Linked DNA regions of Mus musculus: region 2 is linked to region 1. Evidence: chromatin loops called from intact Hi-C (ENCODE). Cell type or tissue: heart. All regions are shown on one strand.

Evidence for each region. A loop is a pair of places that touch in the nucleus more often than their neighbours do. Peaks named below come from ENCODE experiments on the same cell type or tissue, not always from the same donor. Only the 100,000 strongest peaks of a DNase experiment are listed, where the experiment ranks them.
Region 2: a loop joins it to region 1, with 3 times the contacts of the local background. A loop is called at or near these places in 2 of 42 quality-filtered maps.

What each region holds. Positions count from the first base shown.
Region 1 is chr13:43,793,388-43,798,387 of GRCm38, forward strand. Cd83 (CD83 antigen) reads left to right here. Exons shown (of 5, transcript NM_009856.3): 3 at 4,146-4,341. Among named protein-coding and RNA genes, the nearest start is that of Cd83, 11 kb to the left of the region's middle. In heart, a CTCF peak has its summit at 2,121 (motif pointing right); a DNase peak (open chromatin) is centred at 2,166; H3K27me3 peaks cover 352 bases.
Region 2 is chr13:44,950,038-44,955,037 of GRCm38, forward strand. Dtnbp1 (dystrobrevin binding protein 1) reads right to left here. Exons shown (of 10, transcript NM_025772.4): 7 at 3,135-3,157. Among named protein-coding and RNA genes, the nearest start is that of Dtnbp1, 50 kb to the right of the region's middle. In heart, a CTCF peak has its summit at 2,896 (motif pointing left); a DNase peak (open chromatin) is centred at 2,814; H3K27ac peaks cover 813 bases.

The sequences.
Region 1 (5,000 bases):
CCAAATTATGTTGTGCTTTCCCATTCTGTGCGGCAATATTAGCATCACGGAACACACATTAAACAGTTCCCGTCAATTATGCTCGGCTGTGAGTGAATCGGAGGGTTCCTTTGTTATAAATTACTATTTCCTAAAATGCTTTCGCAGAGAAGCAATGAAACACTTTTGTACTTGGAATGTTTAAAATGCTCCTCTTGCCAGTGGTTGGTTTCAAGCCAGCTCCAAATGTTCAAAGCACAGAGGGGGCTGGTCCAGCCGCCATCCTACCTCTCTGTGCTCTCTGGGACATCTTCAGTCCCTGGCACTGCTTCAGCCTCAGCTGGTTCATCTGACATGGCAAGGTGAGCTGGCCACGGGTCTTTTGAGAATATATGAAGTTTTGCATAAGGGGTTTCCTGGTATTCATTAATGCTTCACTCTGGTTTTGAGCATGTAACAGAGGTGTAAATGTGGTTGCTGCTTTGACATTAGTGGGGAGAGCCTGTATGTCTCAGGTGGGGTCTTATGACTACCCTTTCCCCCTTTTTGGAAAGTTATGTCTTAAGACGACAAAGGCAAGAGCAACTGATATTATATATGCCTTGAACATGAAACCAGGGGCAGGCTGTGGAATATTTCCAGGCACGCTGTACAGCTTTGTCCACTGTGTTCTAGGGTCGCCCCTCTTAGCTACAACTTCACCTATTCCCAACTCAACGACCTATGGCCAATCACAGTACAAAAATCCCAAATGAAAAACTTCCAAAGTAAACAGTTTCCAAGTTTTACATTGTCTGCTGTTCTGAGAAACGTGATAGGAACCTCACAGCTTGTCTTGTCTGGGGTATAAGTTACCCTTCATTCAGCTTATCTACACAAGATAAGCTACCTTCTCACAAGTCACTAAGCCATCTTTGTGGTTGTCAGATATACTTAGGATCAGGTATCTTGGGTTCAAGGTTCCCATATTTTACTTAATAATGGGCCTGTCACACAAGAGTAGTGATGCTAGCAGTTTGGATATACCAAAGAGAAACTGTACAGAGCTTCCTTAGAGAGAGAGAGAGAGAGAGAGAGAGAGAGAGAGCCAAGCTTCTTATGTTGAGATTGCTAAGGACCATAGTAAGAATGAATCTTTTATCCCAATGTTTTGAAGAAGAGAAAAGAAACACTCACCAGTTTTGTTGCCATACCTCAAACTGTAAAAGCCATGGTCAGAGCATGTCTCAAATGTTTCAGTGACATAGAAAAGGTATTACACCAGCCCCAGGGAGTACTGTAGGTTTTGATCTTGACTTTCTCATTGACTTTTCTGATCCGAGGGAGAACCCTCGTGATAGATGGAGAAGCTCCCCGGGAGGAAAGCAGAGGCAGGTCATCTCCTAGTGCCACTGCAGTCATATTTACCATTGAAGAATGATTTAGGGCAAAAAAAAGAGATAGGTGGAATATTGGTCATGGCTATAGAGAGACTGAGAAGGGTTAACCAGCTCAAACTGGTCTTGTGTGGCAGCTCTGCTGGACAGTCAGGGGTGGGGGAAGTTATAAGCCATAAAGAGCAAGCTCTATCTGTTCTGAATCAGTTGGATGCTCTTGGTTTCTTTGAAGATGCTTCAGCTACCTCCTTTCATCATTCCTGTCTATGTGTGTATGTGTACACATACATGTGTGTGCACATACATGTGTGCATGTATGCATGTGTGCACATGTGTGCACATGCATACATACATGGGTGCATGTGTGTACATGAGTGGAGAAACCAGAAGTCATTGTTGGATGTCACTCAATCATCCCTCCACCCCTTATTTTTTTGAGACAGTGTCTTTCATTGAGCCTGGAGCTCCCTAGTTTAACTGACTGGCATTCAAGCCTCTGGGATCCCAGTCCAGCACAGACTTTTTTGTCAGTGCTAAGGATTGAACTCAGGTCCTCACGCTTGTACAGCAGGGACTTTGCAGATGGAACGAAGTCCCCAAGCCCAATGTTGCTGTGTTTTGTAACTCCAAGAGCCCCAATCTTTTAGCTTCCTCCCGGAGACTCTTGCTTATTTAGTGAGGAACCTTTAAAAGTGGGGAAGACTGTCAAGAAATGGGATTCTCTGTTCAGAGACAGCCCGATGCTGGGAGTGAGCATAAATCTGCCAGCAGATGTCTCTGCAGCCCACTGTACAGCAACGCCAGCACACTGAAAGTTCGGATCAAAACTGGGTGACCTTGTTGTGAGGCTTCCTACGTTAAACAGAACTGAGCCAGAGTGCACGCACTTGTGCTTGCACAAACACACGGGCCTGTGCATTTCCCCCCCAGTATCACTCCCAACCCCTTGGCTATTTAGTTCCCTGCCAGCGTCCCCCCAGCTCTGAACATTGGAGAATTGCAGTTCCCCAATAATTGTGTTCCCCATTAACAGTTCACTACAACACAGAGAAGTCCAGTGCTCTGTCCTTTTCCCTACAGTGACGCTTGGGTTCTGTTATGATAGTAAGGCTAGGTAAGGGATGCCACTTGTCCCAGGGCTTCCTACTGGTTGCCAGCCAAGCAGCGAAGGGCAGTTCCAGGCTGTTTAGGGATGCTGACTGCCTGCCTGCCAGCACTGGGAGCAATGGTCTGCCTTACTGTTAATGAAAATCTATTTTGGAAGCTTTGAACTTAAGGTGTGTCCAACCTGTTGCCCGAAGGGCAGGCACATGTGGCTTTGAATAGCTATAAATGTGGCCCAACACAAAGTTGTAAATTTATTTAAAATACTGTGAGACATTTTTGGTGGTTTTGTTGTTGTTGTTGTTGTTGTTGTTGTTGTTGTTGTTGATGGTGGTGGTGGTGATTTTTTTTTTGTTGGTTTGGCTGTTTGTTTGTTAATTGTACATTTCTTGAATGTGAATCGTGTAAATGACAAAAGTAAGCTACAGGGTCAAAGGCTCCATGTGCCTAAAGCCATTTCGGTGGAGGAGCCAACTACTGAGTACAGATCAGAAACACTTCTAAGCCTTGCAGGCAGTCCAATCCATAAGAACCCACAGTAAAAAAAAAAAAGCCAGATGTGGTGGCACATGGTTGTCATCTACATGAGGCAGTCAGGTCTGGGGCTAGCTGGCCCCAGTCTAGTGTACATAGAAAGATTCAGGCCAGATATATATACAGACAGAGAGAGAGAGAGAAAGAGAGAGAGAGAGAGAGACCCCGTCACTAAAATACGAAGTGGGTCTCACGTGAGAAATGCACCTCAGGTTGTCCCCACGCTTTTCCACACATGCATGCATACATGTGTGCCTGCATACACATGAACATGTATGCATGGGAAAACATGGACACACTAACGTATGGATGGGAAAGAGAGTGGATGTTGAATGTGTTGTATGGCACATCTTTGAGAAGGAGATGCTGAAAAAACCCAGAACTCAATCTCCAAGAGAGCTTGGGGAGAGAGCCAGTTAGATTGCTTGGCTAGCTTGGGGATCACGGTCCTTCCATAAGGTGCTTTGTCATGACTCATAAAACCTCCTCATGCCACTGTCCCCAGCATCTTCCTGCCTCTCTTAGAAGGGACATAAAGCATTGTCAGCTTCTAATCATCTGTGACCTTGAATGTCAAAGGTGCTCGCTGACAGGGGACCATTATTCATCTGTACCTTTGGTTTAGTTGAGTTTGAGTTGGCTGGCAGTGGCTTTGGTTTTGTTGTTGTTGTTGTTATTGTTTTGGGTTTTTAAAAATAGATTTAGAAAGTAAATTTTGGCATCCAAAATTAAGAATCAGCTAGTGGCTGACTTAGCATCTGAAAACAAAACAAAACAAAAACCAAAGTAACTCTTAAAAGAGCAAAATCCAACCCAGAGTGATTCACATGGTGCCCGTCCTCTCCCCCCCACTACCCCCTTTACAGGTCTCCCAGCCAGTGTTTCTCTCACCCCTGCAGGGTGAAGGCTGTGTTGGTTCCTGGTGCTACAATCACAGCATTGCAGTCTTATCTTGTTTCAAAGCAAACACAGTCTCAAGAGTTTTTATAGATTCTCTTCTTCTCCCCTGGAATCCTCATTTACAGGGATAGGGGGTGGGGGAGCACCCTGTCTTGCTTTAAAAACATACATGTTTTGATGGTGTTGTGAAAGCAAGTTGTAAAGCCCTCACGCCAGTCTGTCAGTAATTGACTCTTTGCTGCCTCCTCACAGGTCTCCGAGAGTGGCACTGAGAGTGTGGAGCTCCCGGAGAGCAAGCAAAACAGCTCCTTCGAGGCCCCCAGGAGAAGGGCCTATTCCCTGACGATCCAAAACACTACCATCTGCAGCTCGGGCACCTACAGGTGTGCCCTGCAGGAGCTCGGAGGGCAGCGCAACTTGAGCGGCACCGTGGTTCTGAAGGTGACAGGTGAACTCACCTCACTTGCTTCCTTCTCACAGACCAGGGTGCACTTTCTGCAGGCCCCAGTCTCTCCTCTTCCAGAATCAGAACCCACAGCTTAGGACAACATCTGTGGCCGGAAATGAATTCCTTTGAAGAATATCCTAACTTTTTCTTTATGTGGCTTAATCTATGCACTGACTTTTGCCCAACATTTGCAAGGGACTGAGGCCAGAAATGACAAATGTACTGTCTGTAAGACCCTGGATTTGCACAACAGTTACTCTCCTCGTGTCACATAGCTGAAAGCTATTAGAACTAAGACAATAATCTTCAGCTCACAAAAATGACTGCTTTTTAAAGGGCCAGCCAGTGTTTGCACTTTTCCCACTGCGGTTGCTACACACACACACACACACACACACACACACACACACACACACACACAGAGAGATCCCTTACACCCTTTCCAATCTCCATCCCCCACCCCCACCCCCAATTCTGGTTTTCTTGTCTCAGTGACACATTACACACTTGTGGTGCAATGTATGGATTACCTGAATACCCACCTTCCCCAGGGAGCAAGCATTTCTCCGTTTTGTGCTTTCTTCAGTGCACAGTAGATCCTCAACCCAAGTGGATAAGAGATGACAATAGCTTTCCAAGAGAGACAGTTATGAGGGACC
Region 2 (5,000 bases), 1.2 Mb after region 1:
ATGCTACCAAAATATTGTTTCATGAAAATAAAATTAACCTAAATACCTGAGTTTGATCCCTGGGGCCCATGTAAAGGTGGAAAGAGTGACCAGACTCCACAGAGCTGTGCTCTGGTCTCCACACACACAGCCTCACACAAACAATAATAAAACTAACAGGTATGCTGCCAAGTGCCTTTCATCCCATCACTGAGGAGGTAGAGGCAGATAGACCTCTGTGTATTCATGGCCAGCCTGGTCTACTCAGCATAGTAAGACAGTCTCTTTAAAAAATTAAATGAAATTCTTTTCTTGCTGGATATGACAGCATACACCTACCATCCCAGCTACTGAGACAGAAGGAGCATGCATTTCGAGGCAAGCCTAGCTAATTTGGTGAGACTGTCCTAAAGCATAATTACAAAGGGATGGGCAGAGTTCAGAAGGAGACTGCTTTTCTAGCATGTATAAAGGACCTTTGTCCAGCCCTATTAACAAACTCTAGCTCTAAAAAAAAAATAAAATAAAAAATAAAAACCAAACCATCCTTTCTCTACTGTTTTTAATACTTGAAACTCCTCACCAAGCTTAAGGGAATGCAGCATTTGGGGAATTAAAAGTCTTCTCACTACTAGCATTGAAACAACAGTTTTCATACCACAGCAGACATCTGCCTCGTGCAACAGAAGAGCATGATAAACTGAGCACATCAGCCTCAGCAAGCAGAGGGAGAAGCCAGACTCTGGGATGACACCAACTCTGTTTCTAATCTGGTGCTTCATTCCCTCCAAGTCACTCACTTCTTCAACTTAGAGAGGGCCTCCAAGTGTGACGACTAAGCTGAGTAAAACTGCAGAAAGTAAAACCTCTTGTTCCTCTGCACTCTCAAAAGGTTCAAGAACAAAGGCAACATTAAAAAATAGGATTATAACATGATTGGGTTAATTTTTAAACCTTTTATCCATTAATATTTTGGAAGAATAGTTAATTTTCTTATTATAGGCTAATTGTACTTCTAAAGTAATGGCAAAACATTCAAATGCAAACGTTTTTCTTTCCTTCCCCTTTTCTTAAGACAGGCTCTCCTCATCTTTGGTTAGGTTGGTGATGTTGTGCTCCTGGGTTCAGGGACTCACTCTCCTACCCCCGCCTCCTAACACACTGGAGTATAAGTGCATGCCTCTGTGAATGTGAGTCTTTTTTTTTTTTTTTTTTTTTTTTTTTTGGTTTTTAAGACAGGGTTTCTCTGTGTAGCCCTGGCTGTCCTGGAACTCACTCTGTAGACCAGGCTGGCCTTGAACTCAGAAATCCACCTGCCTCTGCCTCCCAAGTGCTGGGATCAAAGGTGTGTGCCACCACTGCCCGGCCGCAAGGGTGATTCTTAAAATACACTTAAAGCGTACCTATAAGGCAAATTTTGAGTTTGGTCACATTCAAGAGCATAAATTGTTCTGTGGATAGACCTGGTGTAGATGCTGCACAAAATTAGAAATGTGCATATAAATAAGAGATTTCATCCCAAGTTGAATTACTATATCAAGCAATATGTAATACTAGCTAACCTTTTGCAAACAGTTGGTCTCTGAGAACAATACGCTACAACAAAATGCTTCATGGGGAGACGCAAGTCAAGCTGACACTTTATTATATAACATGTGCCTGCTTGTCTTTTATTGTTAGCTTGACGGGGCTTTTTTCATCTCTTTATTATATAAGAAATACTAAACTGCTCAATCAAAACAAGCAAGAAGCAAAGAGGCATTTGATGAGGATTTCAAATCTTATTTCATTCAAACTACTAGTGAAAAGCAACACCCATGCATAGGGGACCACAATTACGTAAAAGCCATGAGAGTGTGACAATACATGCCATCACGTGGTCACAGAGCAGCATCTTCAACAACTGGCCATGAGCTTAGCCACCACAGTGGGTAAAATAGAAATGTTGACAACACAGGGTCTGTTCGGTACAGCCATAGTAGGAATAGCCTTTAGGACCTTTGTCCTAACAAGTGAGGCACACAGGTAATACGAGCATAAACAACATGCTGGAGAGCCTTCAGGCACACAGTAGGTCAGTGTGAGCGAGCGCACAGGAGTTGTAACCAGCATGCTGCAGACCACAGGAGAGTCAGCGATAACTCTCTTCTTCTTTTTCTTGTCAAGAGTCTCTGGAATTAGTAACGAGCGCCTGGCAGGCGTACTGGAAGGACACTGGCTGCTTGCAAGCCTGTGTGTTGCTTTCCTAGAGGCGCCCTATGACCAGTGTGGTGGTTTCAATGAGAAATTTCCTCCATAGCCAGGCAGCCGAACACTCGGGGTCCACTGGTGGCAATGCTTGTCAGGGTTTGAGAAGATACTGCTCTGCTGAAGGGAACAGATCACTAAGGGCAGGCCTCAACAGTTCCTATCGATCATCAACCCATGTTCAGCTCTCTTCTGCTTCATGCCTGTGGTTAAGGGTGGGCCCTCTCGGCTTTGTGTTCCAGATCCCCCTGTTCCAGGCCTCCCCCGCCATTATGAACTCTCCCTCTGGAAAGGACCAAATAAACCCTTCCTCCTGTACAGTGCCTGAGCCACAGCAACAAAACAGGAACTAACACGACCAAGTAAGGAGAACATGCTGAGAACTGTTCGCTGTGTCCCCCTTAAAAAGCTCCTCTAAGATAATCTCAGAACGTGTTTCATCAAAATCTCTATTTTTACAGATGGAGAAACAAAGCCAAAGTCAAAAGACTCATCAAAGTCACAAACAGTCTAGGAACAGAACCCAGCTCTGATAAAGCAAACCTCTTGGCAGTGCATGAGGCTGTAGATACTCTGCGCTCCCTCCCCGTCTCCTCTTCTGTGACCCAGACAGGCCGTGTACAGCACAAACCAGTTTCTGAAACCCTACAGCTCCACCTGCTGAACATTTCTTCCAGGAGTTATTAGCACAAACTTTCACACAGCACCTGTGCTACAGTTAAACCAGAACTTCAAACTTACTGTGAGTAACTAAAACTTAGGCAAACAGTACTATGCCAACTCTGCTTTTTAATATAAACTACCCCGTTTATAGGAAGGAAGGAGTTATTTCCTTATCACCAAGATACAACATCTGACATCAATTAATCCTCAACTACTTGGAAGTGAAGAATTAAACAGAGAATTACCTTTGAAGGCTTCAAGCTCCTTCCTATAAGAAAAGAGAAAAGCAAATTTAAAATAATTCCTCCCCACTGAAAATTGCTCTTGCACAGTTTATGTGCTTAAAATACCCAGAATAGCTTTAGATGTTCATGTATTGACTATGCATCACTGAAAATATCAACACAATTAGACTAAAGTAATGGTTTTCATTTCTGCTCTTATCTCCTAATGGCTCAAAAACTCTACTAAAATTTAAGTTACAAAAACAAATGTAAGAATACAGAGAACATTTTCATGCTATATATGGTCCATCTCATACAGAAAAAAATTTAGAAAAGCACTTATTATAATCTTGATAAATATTGAACAATAGATTTTTAAGGTCTTCAACTAAAATTTACCAGAATAGCAGTAGTTATTTCTCCACTCAGTAGCAAAGAGGAAAAGTGAGAAAACGATATGAAAGGCTGACATTCACAGATCACCCTGCCCCTGAAGAGCCACATATCTCTAGGCCTCTTCTGGTTTGCTGAATGTCAATGTCAATTAAGGATGCTAACATGCACCCTTACATTCCTCAGGCAATACACAGTGAAGAAACAGAGAATGCTCCATAAAACCAACCCTCTGTGATAGACAAAGAGGTCACAGCAGGTTACATTCCAGTTTCCTCTTATAATTTTGTATGTTATGGCTTTCCCTGTATCAGTATTAATGAGAACATTTGAGGAGGTAAGTTTCTTTAGTAAAGACTAGCGCTCCTGGAATACAAGACTATCTGTCATTTACACTTTACGTCTTACTAAAACTGTAGGCTCGTTTAGAACTCAGGTCAGCACAGCAAGCTGACTACGATGCTGCTCACTGGCCCTTGAGGACAACCTAGCACCAGAAGCACACCAGGGTTGTGCCCTGCTGATAGGGGAAGCCTGTACAGAGGGCTGCCTGGCTCACACCGCTATCAAACGCAACAAAGTATCTGTGCAACAAGGTACACAAAGAAGCACTGCATGAACAGGTGTGTGGGGTCACACTTGCGTTTTTATCTGCTCTTTGTGAGAAGCAAGACACAGTGTAAATGGACCACAACATTTATAAAAATCTTTTCTCCACTTTCTAGGACAACTGCCCTTTTCAGGGTTAAGAGAGCCTGAAAATGGCAAATATTGACACACAAGTGACACAAGAGAGAATTTCAGGGACTTTATGTAGATGAACATTGGCCCTGAATACTGTAGTATGCTAGGAAAATCCTCTACAGCTGACCTACAAACAGGTCCAGTCCTAGAGTGGGAGGTACTTTACCTGGCATTTGGAAGACTTAGAAACAACATTCTAAAATAGCTTTTTAAAACACTCACCATTAAAATTCAAAAATTCACGGTGTCTCTCATACCCAGGATGGAAAAACTGGTGTGGCATCTCCTATAGCTAGCTCCCTCCCATACTATATTGTCTGAACATTCACAAGCCAGTAACAGTTTGGTTTGCCTTCCTTGTTTGGAGGACAAGGGAGACAGATAAAGTTTTCTTACAAGGGAAAGCAATCTGAAAATTCAGGAAATGGGTCCAAGTGGCTTGCATTCCCTTGACAAAAACAAAACCTCCAGTAATATTAAAAGCATTCCTGCACTGGCCTGGCAAGATGGCTTGCTGACATGCCTGATGATCTGAGTTAATTTCTGTAACATATGATGGAAGGAAAGAATTGACTATCACAAGGTTTCACCTCTAACCTCCATACCAGTGCTGTGGCTTGTGCGTGTGTGTATGCACACACACAGACACACAGACACAGACACACACACACAAACACACAGGGTTTTCCTTCTATCTAAGAAAGAGTTTTCTACAGACTCTGGGTCTAGCTGGGTGTGGTGGTGCACACC